Linked DNA regions of Homo sapiens: region 1 is linked to region 2. A link is an interaction called in ENCODE POLR2A ChIA-PET data of the cell type or tissue named here. Cell type or tissue: MCF 10A. All regions are shown on one strand. Links, peaks and the distances in the headings refer to the core of each region. The heading gives the core; the rest is flanking DNA. Region 1 has its middle 55 kb from the start of ZNF354A. Region 2 overlaps ZNF354A (zinc finger protein 354A).

Evidence for each region. Peaks named below come from ENCODE experiments on the same cell type or tissue, not always from the same donor. Only the 100,000 strongest peaks of a DNase experiment are listed, where the experiment ranks them.
Region 1: POLR2A ChIA-PET joins it to region 2 with 7 read pairs; 2 of 35 experiments call an interaction of 5 or more read pairs at or near these places.

The regions. Positions count from the first base shown.
Region 1 is chr5:178,783,937-178,788,329 of GRCh38, forward strand. It overlaps the pseudogene AACSP1. Among named protein-coding and RNA genes, the nearest start is that of ZNF354A, 55 kb to the left of the region's middle. In MCF 10A, for the core only: a CTCF peak has its summit at 3,620 (motif pointing left); DNase peaks (open chromatin) are centred at 2,275 and 3,355.
Region 2 is chr5:178,714,345-178,718,737 of GRCh38, forward strand. All of the region lies in intron 4 of ZNF354A (zinc finger protein 354A), which reads right to left. Among named protein-coding and RNA genes, the nearest start is that of ZNF354A, 14 kb to the right of the region's middle. In MCF 10A, for the core only: no CTCF peak of the experiment used is centred there; no DNase peak of the experiment used is centred there.

The sequences.
Region 1 (4,393 bases), core at 164-4,163, 70 kb after region 2:
CTCCACCTCCCCAGTTCAAGTGATTCCTGCCTCAGCCTCCCGAGTAGCTGGGATTACAGGCATATGTCACCATGCCTGGCTAATTTTTGGGGTTTTTTTGGTAGAAATGAGGTTTCACCATGTTGACCTAGCTGGTCTCGAACTCCTGACCTCAAGTGATCTGCCCGCTTCAGCCTCCCATAGTGCTGGGATTAAGGCGTGACCACACCGCCTAGCCACGGCTAATTTTTTTTTTTTAAATTTTTTGTAGAAACAGGGTCCCACTGTTGCTCAAGCTAGTCTTGAACTCCTGGGCTCAAGCAATCCTTCCGGCTCGGCATCCCGAAGTGCTGGGATTACAGTTGTGAGCTACTGTGCCCGGCCCAGGCTACTCTTTATACTCAACTCACATACGTGAAAAAAAAATTTCATAAAGCAAATGTTTTCCCTAATCAGGCTCCGCGTGTATGAACTGGGAGTGTGGGGGTGTTCAAGATCCACATGAAATGACTCGATGGCTCCAAAAACCAGAAGGGTTGATTTTGGCTTCAACTCTAAGATGATTTTATTTCTTCCTTCAGGCAAAGAATAAAAGGTGATGTCTTCTCTGCCATTTCATGTCACTGACTGACGTGTCCCATGAAAATGAGTGAGTCACATTCATTTCTGCCACCATTAAGGTCTGAGCAGGGCTCCTGACCTCCTTCCTGCTGGTAAGAATGGCTCAGACCCCCCACCTCAGGCTGAGGAACCAACAGTGGGGAGGAAAGCTGGAGGGTTGGCCTCAGGCTTTGGGCAAACATATCCCTTAAAGAGGTGCTCTGAGAGTATGTTTTCAAATCACAAGGAGAAAAATCACAACTACAGATGTGTAAAAAGAAAATAAAAGTGAGCTAGGCCAGGCACGGTGGTTCACGCCTGTAATCCCAGCACTTTGGGAGGCCGAGGCGGGAGAATCACTTGCGCTCAGGAGTTCAAGAACACCCTAGGCAACATGGTGAAACCCCGTTTTCACAAAAAATAAAAAAACATAGCTGAGTGTGGTGGCATGCACCTGTGGTCCTAGCTACACAGGAGGCTGAAGTGGGAGGATCACTTGAGCCCAGGAGGCTGAGGCTGCAGTGAGCCATGATCGTGTCACTGTGCACTTCAGCAGGGGCAACAGAGCAAATCCCTGTCTAAAAAACAAACAAAAAACAAACAGTGACCCAAAGATTTCTATGGGCAGCAATGGAATCAACTCTAAGTCCCATTAAGGAGAAGTGAGGTATGTACCCTAAACTACAGAAAATGGGGGTGCTCTCACCCCATTTACACACACTCACAAACACACACTCAGGCACACACACTCACCTATGCACAGAACATCTCTGAAGGGAACGACGTCGGCTTCCTTGGGGAAGGGGGGCGGCAGCAATGAGGACACCTTTGTGGACTCTGAATTTTTTTCCACATTCATGAACCATTTTCCAAGGCACAACTTTATGTTAAGAAAAAAGTTATGACAAAAAAATGCACTTGGGGACAGGCACAGTGGCTCACGCCTGTAATCCCAGCACTTTGGGAGGCCAAGGTGGGTGGATCGCCTGAGGTCAGGAGTTTGAGACCAGCCTGGCCAATATGTGAAACCCTATCTCTACTAACAATACAGAAAAATTAGTTGGGCGTGGTGGCACATGCCCGTAATCCCAGCTACTTGGGAGGCTGAGGCAAGAGAACTGCTTGAACCCAGGAGGCAGAGGTTGCGGTGAGCTGAGATTGCACCCACTGCACTCCAGCCTGGGCTGGAGTGAGACTCCCTCTCAAAAAATCAAACAAACAAAAAAAATCAGTTGGAATCCACATATAATACACCCATGTATATACATATATGAGTATGCATGTAAACATCCATATATTCCCGTTTTCAACCTACAAACATGACCGCACCTTATAATGCTGCAATCTGATTATTTCACTCATGATGACCATGTTTCAACGTCCATCAGTATATTTCTATCTAAACAAATACTTTCATCCTTGCACTTCTAATGGTTGCATAAATTAAGAATGTACCCTAAATTATTCAATGAATTTCCTTCTGCTGGGCATACAGGTAGTGTCTATTTTTCCTCATATAAACAATGTTGCAATATTTGTCCTTCCATACAGTGGCTTCCATTTGCAGATTTTAGTTTTGTGAATTTGCCTACTCACTAAAATGCATGTGTAACCTCCAGAACTATACTCTGGAGCTTTTGCGGTCACTCTCAGACACTGCAGAGCAGTCAAAACCCTGAGTCACCCATGTCGGTTCCCACTGAGGTCACACAAGGAGACGTGGCCTCCCTAGCTCCCTCTCACACACAGGAGACCGGGGCAGGGTGAGGCAGGGTGCCTCGTTCCCAGGCTTTGCATCCCAGCTCTGGCACCTGACAGTGGCCTTGGGCAAGTCACTGAACGCCTCTGAACTGCATTTTCTCTTTCACAAGATAAAAAAATAGAAGCAAGATGTGTTGTTTTGGATTTTAAGACTATAATCGATGTGAGAGGTGTGTGTATAAATATATTTCCCCCGGGGCAAGGGTTCCATATGTGCTAACTCGGTGTTCACAGTGACTTTGTGGAGCATTGCTGCCTCAGATAACGAGAAGGGACTGTGCATATTGGCTGCCCCGTAGACCGTGTCCTTGGGATGAAACCAAGCACTGGGCAGGGGGTGTGCATACTTATGGGGCCGGTCTGCCTTCCAGAGGCGGGGATGGCTGGGAGGTCTGTCCCCTGCAGAGCCATACGTGAGATGAAGGCCAGGAGGACACTGCTCTTGACACACCTGTAGACACACTCGTTGCTCTAGGCCTTCAGCAGGGAGGCGGTGGACAGGATCGTGTCTGGAGCACGATCTTCTGCAATTTGATTATTTCACTCATCATCACCACGTTTCAATGTCCATCAGTATACTTCCATCTAAACAAATACTTTCATCCTTGCACTTCTAATGGCTGGATGTGTCTGGGGCATCTGGAGACTGTGGGTTTCCACTGGGGTGAAGAATCACCAAAAGATTAAAAGTAAACCCAGCTCCTGAAGCCTCACTCACAAGCAGGAAACAGGATGGATTTAACTGCCTTGATTGGCAGTACAGGGAATGAGTATTAAAGAGGCACACTCACCCGGCTTCACGGCCTTCTCTTCCAGCACCGACAGCCACTTCGCCCTGGTTACCAGGATGCTAGGATGCAGGCAGGAAAGAAAACACCTTGAAGAAAATTCTTCAAGGCTCTTGCACCAAAGCTTCCTAAAGTTGGTGATTTATTTCTGACAAGTCTGCAAAACCTGAGACAGCATTTTTCTGGGTTGAACTCACACTTCGTGTTTACTGAAGTCTGAGTCACGGCCCTGCCTTGCTCACAGGCACGCCTGACTGTTCTTTACGCTGATACCAGTATGCAGGGCCAGCTCCCTCTACCATGAGGCTTCACATAAAACAGTTGTTCACAAGAACCCATCATTTTCGCAGCTGCAGTGTGTTTTATCTTGGGGGACCAAAGGAGGCCATAAAATTAAGACCTCTCAAATTCTATCCTCACACATTCATTCACCAATGAAGACAGCGCTACAGAATTATTATTAGTTTGTTTGTTTTGTTTTGTTTTTGAGACAGCGTCTCCCTCTGGTGCCGCAGGCTGGAGTGCAGTGGTGCAATCACAGCTCACTGCAGTCTCCAACTCCTGGGCGCAAGTGATCCTCCTGCTTTGGCTCCCAAAGTGCTGGGAGAATTCTTTGTTAAAACGTGTGCCATAGGTGAAACCCTCTACCCATCCCTTTTTCTTAAACAAGTTCACATTTCTATGAAATTTAGAAAAGTGCAGCTCTTCTTGAACGTTTAGAATCCACAGTTCTATGAACGTTTGTGCTCAGCGAACGACACACGCTGCTGAATATACATCACTGCGTTTTCAAGGGCAGCACCGTCTAATACGCTATTTCCTTCCTCAGCTTCTCTTCCAGCCAGGCAGCCCTTCACATGTAAACCTGATCTTCCCAACTAAAGAACATTTTTCTCTTTGGGGCCCAGAGATTAAGACCGTTCCGTGTCACTATGGGCAGTAGAACCTCAGTCCCCGCACATTCGGTGGAGAGACTCGTCCCAGGGAGGGAAGACTGCCATGGAACTCGCTGTCTGAAGGTGTGAGGCAGCGTGGCACAGAATGTCCTGGAATTCAAAACTGGCTGGGCGTGGCTAAGGCAATGGCAGGGTGGGTCTCCCTCCATGCAAGGAGGCAGATTACCTTAGTCCTTCCATCTCCCACACCTTCATTCCTTTACTTTCCGAGACCCACCCTGCCACTGACAAAGCCACCACTGTACCCTAGAGATGGCTAGAGTTTTGGGAGAGGGAGACTAGCTCCTCCCACCATCCCTCATGCTTCTT
Region 2 (4,393 bases), core at 165-4,164:
ATGTCAAATTCCCTTATATCCTTCAGATTCAGTTCAAAAATGGACTCTCTCAATCCTTTGACTCTGAGCAGCCACGGTCCCTTCTCCTTACTATAGCACTTACCAGAGTATTAAACATATGTATTACTGACCTTTATAATATATGCACACATATATAGTATATTATAGTTCTATATCTATGTCTGTATGTATCTCACTTTCCTTTTCTGAAGTAACTGTTCTTCACAAGCAGATCAGAATGCCCTATTTTCCTACAGATCCTCTTGACAGCACTCCAATTATATACAAAAGTTGTATGTTTTGTTAATCTGCCTTAATTACTTATACATTCCTAACTGGAACAATGTCAAATATTCTTACGTATTTCATATATATACAAATATGCACATGTGTTATACATACATACACATACATACTTCATATATATACAAATATGCACATGTGTTATACATACATACACATACACATTTCAGACCCTTGTAGAAGTTGCCTCCTAGGCCAGTACATGGGTGATTAGAGAGGTTTCAGGGCCAGTTCAAACAGGAGGGCCCTGTTATTGAATTAATCGACAAGAGGTGCCACAAGACAGGCCTAGAGCCAAGAGGTGCAAGATAGGAAGGCAGCCTACTCATGCATCAAGCAAGAGAGGTTACATGGGATGGCTGAAAAGAGTCAAAGATCAACAATAAGACAGGCATGGATATATAAGATAAAGCATGGTTAACATGGAAAAGTAAAGAACAGAAGTGAAGAAATATTAAAATTGGATAAGAACACAATTCAATAGATAGTAAATTCTCTCAGGGGAACGGTTATGCACATAGTCTTAGCATCTTCTCTTGGGGTAGAGGTAACTGTTTAAAGGGACCATTTGTGTCTCACTGTATTTGCGATTCCTGTATGACAGTCACTTTCACACATCTACAAATTACTTCTGCTTAACAAACACAATACATCTTGCTTTTCCCTTATTAGTGTTCACTTACTAGTTCCCTTCATGGATAACTCTTCTTCCATTCCTTCTTTAAATAATGGTATTCCCTAGGGTTTTGGATTTTTTTTTCACTCCACACACCCTCCCTGACTAACTTCACATGCCTTATATCTTTATACTATTTACTGTAAGGGAAAGCAGAGTTTCTTAACTTTATGCTTAACACCTTCCTAGTTCCTTCTCCGTTTCAGTCTTGCTAAATTAAGTGATCAAATTTTAATACATTATTTAGGCCAAATATATGGAGGGGGCAGTGGCAAAAATGAAGTGCTTTTTCCCTGTGAATATCGGTCGTTGTTTCTAGGCTTAATATATGTGCTGGGAAGAAGGCAGCAGCAAGATTCTGCAACTTGGATTCTAGCTTGTAAGGCAATGATACAGAACCTGCCTTAGGCCTAGTGTAAAGAAAGGTCCCTCACCTTTGCTACAGCCCTGAGCACGGGGATCAGGTACTTAAGTGGTATTTTGTTTGCCATGCATTACTATCTCTACCATAATCTCCTAACTAGTCTTGCCCTCTGCCAATTCAGTCTCCACACTGCAGCCAGAATAATCTCTGTGGTTTTTTTTTTTTTTGAGATGGAGTCTCACTGTGTCACCCAGGCTGGAGTGCAGTGGCGCGACCTCGGCTCACTGCAACCTCCCCCTCCCAGGTTCAAGTGATTCTCCTGCCTCAGCCTCCTAAGTAGCTGGGATTACAGGTGTGCGCCACCACACCTGGCTAATTTTTGTATTTTTAGTAGAGACAGGGTTTCACCATGTTGGTCAGGCTGGTCTCGAACTCCTGATCTCATGTTCCGCCCACCTCAGCCTCCCCAAAGCGCTGGGATTACAGGTGTGAGCCATCATGCCCGGCCAATCTTTCTAAGATCAATATTTTACTATGTGGCAAACTTCCTTAAGGTCCTCCAATAGATTTTCAATGATTCACATCTGAAGTCTCTTAAGAGTCTTGAAGACTCTTAGGCGTCCTTAACATGGTGAATAGAGTACTATCTGATCTGACCTTTATCCACCTGTCCTCACCCCCTCTTCCCTGGCTTCTTGCCAGGTATGCTGAACTACATGCAGCTTCAGGAGCACTCCATGACTTGACTTGTTTATCTTTACATATGCTGGCAGCATCCTTTCCATTCACAAGTACTCATTAAGTGCCTACTATGGGCCAGGTAATGTTCTGGGGAATGCAGATAATGTATTCAATAAGACAGGGTTCCAGCCTTTAAGGAGCTTATACTTTGGAGTGTGCGCATGTGCTGGGGAAGGAGGGGGATGAAGGGACAAATAACAAGTACGTAATAAAAGTCATGTGGATAGCTGAAGAAAGTGCTCAAGAGCTCCCTGGGCAAAGGAACCAACACACACAAAAGTGAGGCTGACTTAGGAACAGCAGAGAGACTGGCCAGAGTAGAGCGAGAAGAGGGAAAATGGTGAAATGATAAAATAAGCCTGGAACGGGGCCGGGCGTGGTGGCTCACAGCTGCAATCCTAGCACTTTGGGAGGCCGAGGTGGGTGCATCACCTGAGATCAGGAATTCAAGGCCAGCCTGGCCAACACGGTGAAATCTGTTATCTACTAAAAATACAAAAATCAGCCGGGTGTGGTGGCACACGCCCATAATCCCAGGTACTCGGGAGGCTGAGGCAGAGAATTGCTTGAACCCAGGAGGCAGAGGCTGCAGTGAGCCCAGATCACATGACTGCACACCAGCCTGGGCGACAGAGTGAGACTCCATCTCAAAAAAAAAAAAAAAAAAAGTAAACAAAAAATAAAAAACAAAAGAGTGGAGCAGGAGGTGGGGGACAAATCCTCTAAGGCCCAGGTCATCCTAAGGACTGGAATTTAAGCCTACGGGAAGCCACTGGGGAATTATGTGTTCATTTGAGTTGGCTGCTGCGTGGACCGACTACGCTGGGGCACCAGTGGAAGCAGGGAGGGGAGAGGCTACTGAAGAAGCTACTGCAGCTCTTCACGTGAGAAAGGGCTGGAGGTACAGATGACTATGCCAGGCTGTACAGTGAAGGAAGAGCTAGCGGGACCAAGAATAACAAGACTCAGGACTCCCAGGAAGCTGAGAGGGAAACAGGAAAGTTAGGGATCATGCCTAGGTTTCTAGCCAGAATTCTGAGAGCTGCCACCAACCACCAAGAAGGGAAAGACCAGGAAAGGGGCAAGGCTAGAAGGGGAAGACCAGGAAAGGGGCAAGGCTGAGGGGGCATTCTGTTTCTGGTATGTTTGTGATGGCTGAGATGCCTTAATAGAGTTGCAGGAAGATACTGAAATACTAGATTGTATTTATTATTCTGGAGATCTGGGGGAGGTCAGAGCTATAGACAGGCATTTGGGGGTCAGCAGCATGTGGGTTTGATTTAAAGCTGAAGAACTGAAAGGAATCACTTAGACACTGAAATATTACGAGGTTAAGAAGAATAATATCAGGAGAGTACAGTGTTCCAGAAGCCAAGGGAAGAAGTACTTCAGGGAGGAGTGAATAACTGTGGCAAATAATTTGAGGACTAAAAACTTAATCCTGATTGTGGCAAGACGGAGGTTGTTTGGGATTTAATAACAGAGCTATCAGTGGAATTATAAGGAAGAAAGCCCAGCTGGAGTGCATGGAGGAAACAATGGGAGGTGAGAAAATAGAAACATCAAGAGCAGAAACCCTTTTCAACAGTTTCTAAAGGAGAGTAAGCAAATGTGACATGGGGAGCTTTTATTTTTTAATGGATATGATTACGACTCGGAAGTCCATTATCAATTCTGGAAAACTCATCCCAACTCTAAAGTGCCAATATTTTAGTCCTGAAATCATGTTTTTCACAGAAGCAGACGTAAGTTTTGGATTGTGGATATCCTGACTCTTCCTTATGATCTGTTTAGAACTTTCTAGAGGCCTACAAATAGGTCTCCTGAGGTGCAGTTCAACCTTTGCTTCCTCCTAGAATCAAGCCCAGTCCTCAGCTACCTGTTAAACAAGGTGAAGACCTAGGTCAGAAGTTGAGAAGCCAGAATCATCTTGCTGATGGCCACTGCCCTGACCACTTCCTGTTATCAGGTCTAGACTCTTCCACCTGGACTCTCACTACACCCAGAGAGTGTTTCTTCAACCCTATCTCCCTGGATGATTTCATTTACTCCCACACCTCTTATGTGTACGACTATCCTGAAAAATACTTTACAGAGGTCTTTCCAACTGCCGGTTAGAATTTCCACTTGTGTATCTTTCTTTTTAAATTCAGCCTGTCCAAATCTGAACCCAGAGCATTCCTTTTCAAACCTTTTTTATATGTTTTCCAGTTCAAAATGACACCATCATCTCTTCAGTTAATTTACCGTAAATTCTTAGTTTTATCTTAGAATTTCTCTTCCCTAGGCAGTCATCAAAATCTTCATTT